Linked DNA regions of Homo sapiens: region 1 is linked to region 2. Evidence: chromatin contacts called from ENCODE Hi-C or POLR2A ChIA-PET data. All regions are on one chromosome and are shown on one strand. The core of a region is the stretch at or near the end of the contact, and the rest is flanking DNA. Distances in the headings are between cores, read along the strand shown. Region 1 holds the start of DKK1 (dickkopf Wnt signaling pathway inhibitor 1). Region 2 overlaps PRKG1 (protein kinase cGMP-dependent 1).

Region 1 (7,111 bases), core at 1,621-4,120, 97 kb after region 2:
GTATGTTGTATTTCCCCAACTAGTCACAGACTGAAAGCTGAGGACAAGAAGCCTGCCTTTCATATTGTGAGATATGCTCCCAATAATGGATACTCACCGAATATTAACTGGCTGCTGATGGAACAATGAGTTTTACTATACCTCTTTATCTACCTTGCACTCTTGTTGCCAATGAACAAACCACATCCTGGAAAGGATTTTCAAATGGAGAAAAAGTACTGAAAAAATAAATTTCCTCATTTGGAACAAAGGTTTGATTTGCTATGTACTTAGCCCTCTCTGAGGACCACCCATGTAATTTCTCCCCTGAATAATTTGTGAGGTTACCTCTCCTCTGCCCACTAAATGATTTGAAGGTAGATTATATGTGAACTCATCTTTTATCACACAATATCATGTATAATGCTTAGCACAAAGTAGGAACTCAGATATTGACCAACTCATTATTAGTTTTAAACTCATGACAACTTCAGGAGCAATGTGAAAGCTGAGGAAGGAGGTAGAAGCTAGCCCATTCTTGAAACTCTATGCTTGGTTTAGCTCTCCTAGCTCAATACCACAGATTCTGTCCAGACTCAGTGAATATTGAAACATAATAGACAAATGATATGTGTTCAGAGATCAAGGTTGAATTTATGCAACAAGCTTCTTTGTTATAACAGAATTTTCCTTTTGTTGATTAAATTGTTCCACTTTCTCTTCTTTTGCCCCAGGCAATGGATTTTTTTTGTGAAGCCAAGCTTTTAATGAACCAAGTTCATTAAATGTATTAATCATATACTATCTCTTCAGAAAAAAAGGCAAGAGATTGGCCTTTAGTGTGGCACAAATATATTTCTAGATTCAAAATATTTAAACAGGTTAATAGGACTAAAAAGAAACATTTTCAACCTTCTGATTGGCAGGCGGATTTTTCTCTACGTTTCAAAGTCATTCAAACTTAACACAGCTTGCAGATTTCCTAGTACACTGAAGGTGCTTAACGCATTGATTCCTGACAGGATAATTTCCTGGACAGATGGAATTTGGGATGGGAAGGACACTAATATAACTAGGGTACCATTCAAGAATTGTTTAGATGATCTTCTTAATATTACCTTTGAAACTGAAGGAACTAGAACACAGACCATAGTAAATTGTGTTTTAATTACTCCTTCTCCCAGTAAACTTTAGGATTTTTTTACTTTAAGATTGTCACTGGCTTTACTTGGTGGTGGCCCCAGTTCTGACTATAGTAGGTCAGCATGTGGAGTCATTATAGACAGCCTAAATCTATACAGCTTAGAGGAAGACAAAATAAATATATCTTACTCTTTTTTAATTCAATAGTGATTATTCAATCATCTCTCCCTTTTCCAAACTCACAAAACAGTTGCTTATTTTCTGACACTTATAATATCAACCTGTTTTTAAAAGAATTATGTATGCTTTTATATTTATTGCTATAATTTTATTGTTACTACATCTTTTATTATTACTGTAATTAGAATAAAGAGAACTTTATTATTTAAAATGAGAGCTGTGTCTCATAAATATTTGTATTCACTGTGCCCCTCCCCCCACCACCCATCTCACCAAAAAATTTAAAAAATAAAAATAAGGTAACAACCCAGAGGGCAGCCCAATGCCAGGGCTCTAGGCTTCCAATAAGTTTTTGTTGAATTAAATAGATCATTTCCCATTTATAAGCATGACATCATTCTTATACACCAGCCTTACTTTATTATATCCACACACCAATTTCAATGACGTCAAATTCACTTTCTAATTCACTTTCAGCTCTTCTTCTCCTCAAGGTTGTTTCTTTTCTCCCTAGAAAGGGTATTGCGTGGTCCCGTGCAAGGTAAGACTTGGGAGCAAACCCTGCATTCGGAAGCGTTGCGATGTGATATACTAATGAGGAAGTCAGGCGCTAAGCCCTAAGGGTTTCTTATTTCTCCACATTAGCCCACCACTGAGAAGGGAGAACCGGGGAAAGGCGACTGACCTGGCACGTTGGACCCTGTCCGCTTTGGTCCCGGCCACTTTGATCTCACGCGTCTGCCTAATCAAGTTCATCTACCGCCGCGATTGCCCTGATTCAAAGAACAACATTAAATGGTTTGATTATCGGATGGTCATTTCCCTCTTCCCTCCACCCCTGATCTAATTTCTAAACGCCAGTCTCTCGCCTCCCTCTCTAAACTTCCCATCAAAAGAGAATTAGCTCTTCTTCCTTCTTACCCTCGTTTGATGTGCAAATTTCCTTCTCTTTGCACATTTTTCTCGCAGTGGCGGGGGGAGGTGGGGGAGGAGGGCAACTGAAGGACCTCAAAGCCGGGGATCTAACTCAGATCTGCAAACTGCGACTCTAAAGGGTTAATGAGCAACTTGCACCCGCCACCTGGCCCTCTCAGAGGCGTCTTGCTAGAGCCATTGAATTACAGACCGGTTTGTATTTAATACTGAATATGACTTGTGTGCACAGTCAGCGAGTATTGGCATAAAGGAGAGGGGCAAAAAGTGCTTTTGCAGAGCCTATCACCCCTCGGCTCTGTAAAGTATTTCAGATCCGGATAATTCAACCCTTACTGCCAGGCAAGGGCACCCAAGTTCCCAGAGTTCCTGCTGCCGCCTGCATTTATTAAAGTCGTCTGCTATAACGCTCGCTGGTAGCCTTCACCCCGAAGGTGAGCCGGGCCAGCCGAGCGACTAAGCAAGGGAGGGGCGGGGTGAAGAGTGTCAAAGGCCCCCCTTCATGTACACAAACACACCCCCTCCCAGCCCCTCCCAGCGCTTTGAAATCCCATCCCGGCTTTGTTGTCTCCCTCCCAAGGGGCCGGAATGCTCCGGGCCCGCGGTATAAAGGCAGCCGCGGTGGCGGTGGCGGCGCAGAGCTCTGTGCTCCCTGCAGTCAGGACTCTGGGACCGCAGGGGGCTCCCGGACCCTGACTCTGCAGCCGAACCGGCACGGTTTCGTGGGGACCCAGGCTTGCAAAGTGACGGTCATTTTCTCTTTCTTTCTCCCTCTTGAGTCCTTCTGAGATGATGGCTCTGGGCGCAGCGGGAGCTACCCGGGTCTTTGTCGCGATGGTAGCGGCGGCTCTCGGCGGCCACCCTCTGCTGGGAGTGAGCGCCACCTTGAACTCGGTTCTCAATTCCAACGCTATCAAGAACCTGCCCCCACCGCTGGGCGGCGCTGCGGGGCACCCAGGCTCTGCAGTCAGCGCCGCGCCGGGAATCCTGTACCCGGGCGGGAATAAGTACCAGACCATTGACAACTACCAGGTGAGAGGGGTCGGGCACTCAGAGGATGCTCTGACCTTGAAAGGGTCCTATCTGGAGACGAGGGAGTAGAACGTGCTGAATGTGTGCGGTTCAGGGAGCATTTGGTAACCCTGCATTTGGGAGCAGTGGGCAGTAACAGGTTTTGGAGAGGTGGACAGATAAGGACTGTGATCAGCGCCCGGGTCCAAGAGGGCGGGTACCTGGACGTCTGGGTGCCTCACCCTCTCCCCGAACCCTTCCCACAGCCGTACCCGTGCGCAGAGGACGAGGAGTGCGGCACTGATGAGTACTGCGCTAGTCCCACCCGCGGAGGGGACGCAGGCGTGCAAATCTGTCTCGCCTGCAGGAAGCGCCGAAAACGCTGCATGCGTCACGCTATGTGCTGCCCCGGGAATTACTGCAAAAATGGTGAGTCCTGAAAGCTCCCTTTCACACTAAAACTGTCCAGCCTTTGAGCGTCTATGAATTGGGCGGGGGCGGGGGGTTGGGGGGGGTGGGGGGAGAAATCTCCGCCCTGAGAACACTGCGGCGCCACCTGCAAATGGGTGTTCAGCATGCAGGATTCCGCTGAAGTATCTTCATTGCAAGTGTTTAATCGGGAAGAAGAGAGAAGTTGGGAGGTCTCTGAGGTCCTTATCTTCCTCCGTGTCCCTCAATGATTCAATACAACGGTTCACCTCGTAGTGGACTCTTCCATAAAAATTTGTCTGGGGAGAACCTTGAGGTCAATTGAGAAGGGGGATGATGAGGAGGACGATGGGATCATACAGATATCAAAGAAACCAGCTTTGGCGTTCAGCTGTCCTTTTCATTTTTCTTATTGTGATTCTCACAGTTTTGCCAGACTGGCCTCGCCTTCTGATTTTTGCTGAAACTGTTGTCAGCCAGAGGACTGATTTATCTGCATTGGCCATTTTTAAGAGAGATCTTGGTACCCTCACAACTTGACTTCTCCATCCTTCCCCCTCCCTCTACCCTCTGCTGCCTTAATATAAGTACTCCTCCCCCCAACCACAGATCCACTAACTTTTAATTTTTCAAAAGGTGGATTTAGACAGCTAAAGAGGTCTCCAGAAATAAGCTAACAGGGCGACGACCCTCCTTAGGACCCAGCAGTACTCCAGGATGAACTAAGTAAATCTCTGTAATATAGAAATTACACAGTAAAGTAACTGGCCGGTGAGATTGCAATGTTCCAGGCAGCTGGAATTGCATTTGCTTAACTTAGTCTGGTAGGACCCATATAGCACCAGGGGCAGAGAAGTTATTTTTAAGAACATTTTTAAAGTGACTGAGTTTCTTTTTCTTACCCCAAAGGTAATATTAAAATGGGCAGAAATCTCACTTGCCCCTACCACAGTTGGTGGGAAAGTATTTTAAATGGCTATACTGGGGATATTACCTATGACTGACTGTATACAGTATACACATTGGTGCTTCTGTCCATCTGGAGAGTTTTGCATTAACAGTAAAGAGGAAGTTTGGCTTGTGTTTAAAATGATGTCACTGCAATGAAGTATCTCAAGTTGATGCTGGCATAACAGACTGCCACTGTCACAGCTGTTAGCAGTAATGCATTACAACCCTGAAGTTAATCACTATTTCCTGCTTCCTTAGGAATATGTGTGTCTTCTGATCAAAATCATTTCCGAGGAGAAATTGAGGAAACCATCACTGAAAGCTTTGGTAATGATCATAGCACCTTGGATGGGTATTCCAGAAGAACCACCTTGTCTTCAAAAATGTATCACACCAAAGGTAAGGATGTTAAGACTCATTCTTAGCACATCAGAAGTGTCTTTTGAATTATTTTAGTGAAACGATGCAGGTTTAACAGTAACTATGTACTTTTTTCCTACTGTCTTCTCCTTCGTAGGACAAGAAGGTTCTGTTTGTCTCCGGTCATCAGACTGTGCCTCAGGATTGTGTTGTGCTAGACACTTCTGGTCCAAGATCTGTAAACCTGTCCTGAAAGAAGGTCAAGTGTGTACCAAGCATAGGAGAAAAGGCTCTCATGGACTAGAAATATTCCAGCGTTGTTACTGTGGAGAAGGTCTGTCTTGCCGGATACAGAAAGATCACCATCAAGCCAGTAATTCTTCTAGGCTTCACACTTGTCAGAGACACTAAACCAGCTATCCAAATGCAGTGAACTCCTTTTATATAATAGATGCTATGAAAACCTTTTATGACCTTCATCAACTCAATCCTAAGGATATACAAGTTCTGTGGTTTCAGTTAAGCATTCCAATAACACCTTCCAAAAACCTGGAGTGTAAGAGCTTTGTTTCTTTATGGAACTCCCCTGTGATTGCAGTAAATTACTGTATTGTAAATTCTCAGTGTGGCACTTACCTGTAAATGCAATGAAACTTTTAATTATTTTTCTAAAGGTGCTGCACTGCCTATTTTTCCTCTTGTTATGTAAATTTTTGTACACATTGATTGTTATCTTGACTGACAAATATTCTATATTGAACTGAAGTAAATCATTTCAGCTTATAGTTCTTAAAAGCATAACCCTTTACCCCATTTAATTCTAGAGTCTAGAACGCAAGGATCTCTTGGAATGACAAATGATAGGTACCTAAAATGTAACATGAAAATACTAGCTTATTTTCTGAAATGTACTATCTTAATGCTTAAATTATATTTCCCTTTAGGCTGTGATAGTTTTTGAAATAAAATTTAACATTTAATATCATGAAATGTTATAAGTAGACATACATTTTGGGATTGTGATCTTAGAGGTTTGTGTGTGTGTACGTATGTGTGTGTTCTACAAGAACGGAAGTGTGATATGTTTAAAGATGATCAGAGAAAAGACAGTGTCTAAATATAAGACAATATTGATCAGCTCTAGAATAACTTTAAAGAAAGACGTGTTCTGCATTGATAAACTCAAATGATCATGGCAGAATGAGAGTGAATCTTACATTACTACTTTCAAAAATAGTTTCCAATAAATTAATAATACCTACCTAAATGGTCAATATTTTTCGGACAAGGAAGAAAATCATCCACAAAAATAATACTCCAAAGTACTTGGTGATTGGCAGGAACAGGATGTGTGCCCATAAATACAGTTAACAAATACATGCAGATTTTGTACCAAACAAAATAATTTGCAGTATCTTGAGTACTACTGCATGCAAAGCAGACTTGTTCTAATTATTTTGGTTTTAAAATAATTATTAATTAAAAATCACAAATCCTTCCTCATTCCACTCTTTTTTTCTCTTGCTAGGTGAGTTTCATATTTCAAGTTTTGTTTAACCTGAAATCTATTGATTGGAATGAGGATACGGATACAGTATTTTAAAGAAAACCCACAGGAATAAAATCTAAATTTTCTTTGCATTTGTACTTGCCAGATTTCATATTGTTTATACTGAGGAAAAGGGAAAGCAAACTTCCCAATTTATACTTTTTCTGTAGTATTCTAAAGTCTGCACCCAAACCACAAAATGCTGCATTTCAGGCCTGCAAAGGATAGTAGTGACTGATCAATCGTGCAAATATTTCCTTAAATAACGCAGATGTACTAGACCGTTTGTTGTTTTTGTGTTTCTGGAAGTGGTTCAATTTCAAGGGTCTCAACCAGTGGGACACAAGCTTTGGTTGGTTCTTCACTGAAAGAGGAACTGGCAGGATGTCTGCTGTTACATTCCTTTTGTCTGGAAGTCTCAGCTTCCTCACCCAGGAGAAACTTTCTTTTTCTACATGCGCTTGTTTTCTGAAGTGCCAGAAAGGCCAATTCTAAGGCCTGCCATGTCCAATAAAGCACAATAAAGGAAAGGAAACAGGAAACTTTTTCTCCAAAAAGAAGAAAGAAGAGCCTTCT
Region 2 (7,136 bases), core at 1,436-3,935:
CAAAATCCACAGCAGCATGAAAATATGCAAACAGAGAACAGTATGCTGGTGTCATTTAGATGCACAAACTTTGATATCACACATACAGTGACATCTAAGGAATCATCACCGCACTAACATTCAATTTCCTTACCTATAAGATGGAGGTCATAGATAAACACATCTCAGACTTTGGAGCGAGATTGAGAGTATGTATGTATAGCACTTTGTGTAGTAGCTAGCATGCAGTAAGTACAATTACTCTTGGAAATTATTTTTATTTTCTAAAGAAATAGTAGCTATGGCTTCACAAACAAACCATTTAAGGATTCTTTAATAGCCCTATGAGACTAGAGCATGAAGTTTGAAAGGAGTGGCTGTGAAGAAAGAGGCCAGATAAAGATTACACAGCGAAGTTCCATTAATGCCCCCCAAAGGAATTCCAACTTGATACAAATGTAATGAGGAAAGCCCAGCTAACATGACTATGTGCTTTGGAAAGTTAAATCTAGAGACAATAGGAAGAAGATATGGAGCAGGTAACCAATCAGGAGGCCTTTCACTGAGGGAACAGTTTCTGCTATGAAAGCAGTAGGCCGGTTTTATAATTTGTGGGTCATTTTGAATATTGTCACGGTTATTTATTATGTAACTTTAATATGCATTTTAAGAGTTTCTGCAATAATTCACATGATTTTTTATGTTAAAATAATGATAAAAGTTTTTTCAAAAAAAAAAAAAAATGCCAGCATGAAGATGCCATTTTGGAGAGATGTATTATTCTAAATACAAAGTCTATTTTGGGCCAGGCATGGTGGCTCATGCCTGTAATCCCTACACTTTGGGAGGTGGAGGCAGGCAGATCACCTGAGGTCAGGAGTTTGAGACCAGCCTGGCCAATGTGGTGAAACCCCATCTCTACTAAAATACAAAAATTAGCCGGGCATGGTGGTGGGCACCTGTAATCCCAGCTACTTGGGAGGCTGAGGCAGGTGAATTTCTTGAACCTGGAAGGTGGAGGTTGCAGTGAGTCAAGATCAGGCCATTGCACTCCAGCCTGGGCGACAAGAGCAAAACTCCATCTCAAAAAAAAAAAAAAAAAGTATATTTTGAAGCTGACTTGCTATAAGCATTCTATGCTATAAAGCGAGATATACAGGCATTTAGATAGTTAAAGCAACAAGAAAATAAAAGTATTTTCTTTTGTGCATCTCAGGTCAGTGTACTTTTCAATATCACCTCAATATTTTCTCTTTTCCCCATGGGAAGATGTCTGAATACACTTTGGTGGTATTCATACATTCATACATGTTTCAAAGTGAAACAATTTCCTTGTGAAAATTTCAAATCATGAATTTGGATGGATAACTTTAAAATATGAAAGGTGAAAGGAATGAAAATATATTAATATACATTTTTATAATAGTAATGTTAGAAACATAACTTTTGGTTTTGATCTCATTCAGAATATAACTGACAAGAGGTAGATGATAAGGTAGATATTTACTAGTTGTGCTCTAAAAGTGAAAATGTCATATCTAATTGAATATCTTAAGCATAGATTATGTTTCACATGAAGAACAAAACCACAAAGGCCTAACTTGAAGGCAAACATTGTACTTTTGTGCCCTCCAGTGGCCATCTGGAGAATATACTCATCCTCATAGAATTGTTCAAGAAACATAAAGTGGCTAAGGAGACAATGGCAAAGGAAACAAGCAAACTGTACACCCAGAGACCCTGAGGCTATTACTTTCTCATAAATTTACTGAAGTAAGAAGAGAGCTAGCAGACTTGGGAGATTCTTCAGACTGCTTCCAAGAATGCAAAGGAGCTATTGGTTTGGACTACAGATGGTTCTTTTGATCATTCTTGAATATACTCTTCTTAGACACTTCTTAAACAAGGATTGCCAAGCACAGCATGGAAGCTTAAATTTTCATTTCAATCAAAAAAATTATGCATGGAACACAAGTGACACTAAGCTTCTCACTCTGGGAGAGGTATCACTTCAGTCAACAGGCTCCTGGGCTGGGGATCTTTTGGGAAACCAGCAGATAGCTACCGGAATGCCAGGGAAATAATTGCACATGGATTTTGCAAGAGACTCAAAATCAAATCACACTGGCAGAGCAAAGAGTTTTGACAATAAGACTTTAATTGAATAGTCAGAGTTAGATGGAACATCCAAAATAGAAAAATACCTGTTTATTAAAATGGACATTACCTATTTTCTCATCTTTACCTTTTAGTATTAGCTTAGCCCCAGAATTAGATGCAGTTAATACAGCCAGGTCTGCAGAGCATTGTAGATAGATTTTGATTCCTATTTTAAATGTGGCTGGAATTTCTGATGCCATTTCTTGCATGGTCCTAGAGGGAATAGAGCCTTTGGTTTTTATACAGTCATAGGTTTTGGTGCGGTTTTTTAAGATCAGTTTGTTATCTTTTTCTGAGAATTAAATGGATCAAAATGTCTCTAAATTTTAAAAATAAGTTTTGTTTAAACCCAGTGACTGCTTAACTATTTGCATAATACTTCTGAAAACTTTTTAGTTTTTCACAAATGGAAGCTTTCTTTTACTAGGCAGACAATTCTGTTTAATAAGTGAGTTCAGCTCCTGCACCACCGTGAATTTAATAGCCTGGAGATCCTGTTTCACTTTCTGAGAGAACAGATCCTATAAATTGCATTCTATGTGCCATTCCACTTCCTGTCTGATGGTGATGCGGAAAAACAGCTGTTGTGTGGGAACTGTTCAGAGCTGTGTTTCTCAAACCACAGGTCATGGAAGGGTGGTTAAGTAGGCCCTGTTTCCCTTTCTTCCAAAATAGCACCCAAGGCTCTTCTGACCTTGCCTCCTTCCACCTCTTAGTTGTAAGCCTACTAAGGAGTAAGTTTATCCTACTTCCTTTTGTTGTGTTTATTTTTAATTGGGGAGGAATAAGTACATATCCTGGGAGAGGCTAGAGTTATCCTGAGAGATGTGCGGGGTAAATATACATATACACACACACGTACACATTTATATATCTATCTATCTATATATATATATACACATATACACACACACACACTTATATATGTATAAGTAGAGTTCTCTCTTTTTTAGATTAGTGTCAAATGAATCTCATAGTCTAGGAACTAAAGCAAACCACATCACTCTAATTTTAGTACACCCTACCGTCAAACAATATTTTCACCCTGTCTTCAAATGGTACATAGAGAGATTTAGATTTAATTATTCAATATGGAATAATAGAAACTACAAGCAAGCATTAACCCAGGTTTACAGTTACTCAAATAGCAAGGATTAAACAATATACAATGGGTTGACAAATGTGCTGTCTCCTACTGGATAGGAGACAATGGAAACAAGTTTCATTGGTGGCTTGGGCAACTGATGCAAATGTACTAGCTGGGAGATAAATCAGACCTCAGCCCTGTTGGTAGTATAGACATCATCACAAAGGATATTTTAATAATGACACTGTGGCTAGCCTTTCTTTTCCTTCCTCCGTTACTCTCTACTTATAATTTGCATAATAAATGAAACTCCTATTTTATCTCTCATTCCAATGGCTTCTCTTAGGAAATTAATGGTTTAGAAAAATAGCTTACAGCTGGGAGCCGTGGCTCACACCTGTAATCTCAGCACTTTGGGAGGCCGAGGCAGGTGGTTCACAAGGTCAGGAGTTCAAGACCAGCCTGACCAACATGGTGAAACCCTGTCTCTACTAAAAATACAAAAATTAGCTGGGCGTGGTGGCACACGTCTGTAATCCCAGCTACTCAGGAGGCTGAGGCAGGAAAATCACCTGAACCTGGGAGGCAGAGGTTACAGTGAGCCTAGATCACCCACTGCACGCTAGCCTGGGTGACAAAGCGAGACTCCATCTCAAAAAAAAAAAAAAAAGAAAAATAGGTTACAGTTTTTTTTTTGGTTTTGGGGGAGTGGGTAAAAACAGAATGAACTAAGGCGTCTTAACAGCTGACATCCATCAAAGGGGCTGCTCTTTTGCCTGGCATTGAGGTAGCAAGCACAAGGCCATATAGAGAGACAGAATCCAAGAAATTCTCATAAAAAGCAATTAGATGACAACAGAAGGGACAAGCAGAAATTATTAAATGTTTTTAGGCTTCTGGTTAAAAAAGATATTTTAAAACCTTATCAAGTATGACCCAATTTCTTTTTGATTCAACATAAACTTACCCAACTGTATGAATAGTCGCAATACAAAATTTTGGTTCACAACAGCCAAGGCAGTATTCTCCAACCTGAATAGAAGTCTTAACTTCTAAACAATTTAGACTTTTAAAAATTATATAAATTCTACACTCATTACTTTAGAAAATTGTGTTGCAAAAATCAGTGTTTATTCTGGATTCTTAAATTAAAAATTTATAGGGATTAGGATACTTTTTCAAGGTAAATTTCCCTTTTGATACCTTCAAAGTGTTTGATGAGCAAAAGAGCCATTAATGTTTTCAGGGCCTCCCATGAAATGAAATTAGTGTTTATGAGTCTTATCTTCATTAATTAATATTTTAAACTAAACTGTTTAACCATAATATAATGTTAATAATTTTTCTGAAACAAAATATAAGAGAATATTATGACCAGTTTCTGTGTTGAACCAAAGCTAAATTCAACAGTAGTTAGATAAGCTGAAGATAAAAGGCAAATGATAGCATATTTATTTAAAAATGAAACACAATTTAAAAAGGAAAAACAAAGAAAGAAGTACATTCCCTTGTGGGACTTTTTTGTTTTCATGGTGAGCACTTCTGTAAGGAATACTTTTTTCCTATGTTCACACTAGATGTAAGTGGGTCATAAAACATTTACGTACTAGGATGAATAGATTTTGAGCTGGGAGGCTTTAATTAGTCATGTGCAACTATTTACAAGCTTATGAGAATTAGAAAAGTCATAGGAAAATAAAATAAAGAAATTAGCTGAAAAGAATGACAATAATTTAGCTAATTAGAAAATGTAATTATAGTGTATTTTCCTTCAGATTACAAACTCTCTGCATAAGAGTCCAGTAATCCTTTGAGTCTAAGATGCCTTCACTGATAATCTAGAATAGGATCAGGCAGAACCAATGAGGTAGGATATAAATATTAATAACAAACAATCCCAACATCTCACTTTGCATATTCATTTATTATTCTCCTCCAATAAGCTTTTATCCATGGTTGCTAACAAACTACTAAACCGACTGATTTTTTCTCAGTGCCTAATAACAAACAACAAAGTGCCTCAAGTAAACTGTTGGAAAGAAGGAGATGTAGTTGGGAAGAAATTAAATAACCCCCATACTGGCTAACAATGTGTTGAATAACTAACAATTAGCTGACAATCACTCATCCTCTTGTTATTTATTGTTAATCACCCAAGTGAATTTACATATAAATACTGAGGGCAAAATAATAATTCCTTCTTACCCTTTTTGCTACCAAACACTGGGCATATTTATAATTATCCTGCCAAGAGCAAACTATGCCATAGGCCTTTAAATATTGCAAATGAAAGAGGTGGGGAGAAAAAATAAACATACATTTCTCATTTATTTTTCTAAAGTAATTTAATAAATTCTTTTAGAAAGAAAGATTAAAAGTTGGTAGGTCATTCATCTTGAGGTTTCTGTGAACATCATATTTGCCTCTGTAAATAAATAAGCAAAACACACTCCATTTTAATGAGATCCTTTCCAATATCCCATATTTTTAAAAAGTGACATTACTTTCCCTTAACTGTAGAACAAAGTCAAGAAGCCTCTGTCTAGTCTTCAGGGTCTCCTAGAGTGTGGCCCCAGTGACATTCAGAATACAGTGAGTAGGATTGAAGTATGACAACTGAGGCTACATTATGAAGATGTTGTGTCCTCTGCCTTATTCCCTGAGGTTGTTTGCTTTCTGGGAAAGCCAGTCACCCTATCATGAAGACACTTAGGCAAATTAAGGAAAAGTTCACATGGGGAGGAAGTGGGCCCTTCTCCTAACAACTAGCACCAGCTTGCCAACTATGTGAGTGGGACATCTTGGAACTGCAGCTTCAATTCTAGTCAGGCTTCATATCTGCAGAGATGACATCTTTTATATATATATATATATGTAAGTTCAGGGGTGCATGTGCAGATTTGTATATAGGTAAACTTGTGTCATGGGGGTATGTCGTACAGATTATTTTGTCACCCAGATATTAAGCATAATACCCCATTAGTTCTTTTTCCTGATTCTCTCCCTCTCCCTACCCTCCACCCTCCAATAGGCCCCAGTGTGTGTTGTTCCCCTCTATGTGTCTATGTATTCTCATCATTTAGCTCCCACTTATAAGTGAGAACATGCAGTATTTGGCTTTCTGTTTCTGTGTGAGTTTGCTAAGGATAATGGCCTCCACCTCCACCCATGTTCCTGCAGAGGACAGGATTTCATTATTTTTATGACCGTATAGTATTCCATGGTATATATATACCACATTTTCTTTATCCAGTATACCGTTGATGGGCATTTAGGTTGGTTCCATGTCTTTGCTATTGCGAATAGTGCTGCAATGAACATCTGTATACATGTGTCTTTATAATACAATGATTTACATTCCTTTGGGTGTTGCTGGATTGAATGATATTTCTGTTTTTAGGTGTTTGAGGAATCACCACACTGCTTTCCTCAATGGCTGAACTAATTTACACTCCCACCAACAGTGTATAAGCATTCCTGTTTCTCCACAACCCCACCCGCATCTGTTATTTTTTTGACTTTTTAAAAATAGCCATTCTGACTGGTATGAGTATCTCATTGTGGTTATGATTTGCATTTCTCTAATCATCAATAATGCTGAGCTTTTTTTTCATATGATTGTTGGCCGCATGTACAGAAATGTCATCTTGATGGGCTAAGACAGAACTGCCCAGCTGAATTACTCCCGATTCTTGCCTCACAGAAGCCATAACATAATAAATGTTTATTGTTGTTTTAAGGCAATATATCTTGAGATAATTTGTTATGCAGCCTTAGATCAATAATATATAACCTCTGTTAAAATTTAATGTAGAAAATGAGCTGAATAAATGTTACAATGAGTTTTATTTTAAAAACTAAGTCAACACGTCTTTTTAAAAACTTAGGGTTTTTTTACTACTTAATATGA

The links. Hi-C counts contacts between places; a loop is a spot of excess contacts on that map. ChIA-PET counts read pairs that join two places held with the same protein, here RNA polymerase II (POLR2A). Pooled maps may share reads with other maps.
Region 1: a loop to region 2 is called in a pooled map, with 2.5 times the contacts of the local background. The contact joins the promoter of DKK1 here to the enhancer-like site in region 2. A Hi-C loop is called at or near these places in 1 of 168 maps with a recorded cell type or tissue (HepG2) and 2 of 50 pooled maps. POLR2A ChIA-PET finds 5 or more read pairs at or near these places in 2 of 52 experiments (MCF 10A and PC-3).

What each region holds. Positions count from the first base shown.
Region 1 is chr10:52,311,411-52,318,521 of GRCh38, forward strand. DKK1 (dickkopf Wnt signaling pathway inhibitor 1) reads left to right here and starts at 2,871. Exons shown (of 4, transcript NM_012242.4): 1 at 2,871-3,267; 2 at 3,513-3,675; 3 at 4,885-5,025; 4 at 5,144-6,247. The coding sequence starts at 3,025. The coding sequence ends at 5,397. PRKG1-AS1 (PRKG1 antisense RNA 1) reads right to left here and starts at 2,718. Exons shown (of 6, transcript NR_038277.1): 1 at 2,224-2,718; 2 at 1,988-2,075. RefSeq lists an enhancer at 6,854-7,111.
Region 2 is chr10:52,214,331-52,221,466 of GRCh38, forward strand. All of the region lies in intron 9 of PRKG1 (protein kinase cGMP-dependent 1), which reads left to right. All of the region lies in intron 1 of LOC124902425 (a long non-coding RNA gene), which reads right to left. Among named protein-coding and RNA genes, the nearest start is that of PRKG1-AS1, 96 kb to the right of the region's middle. Within about 2 kb of position 2,686, at least 6 of the 41 ENCODE cell types and tissues checked have a DNase peak (open chromatin) inside an H3K27ac peak, as active enhancers do; they include PC-3, where a contact is called at or near this core.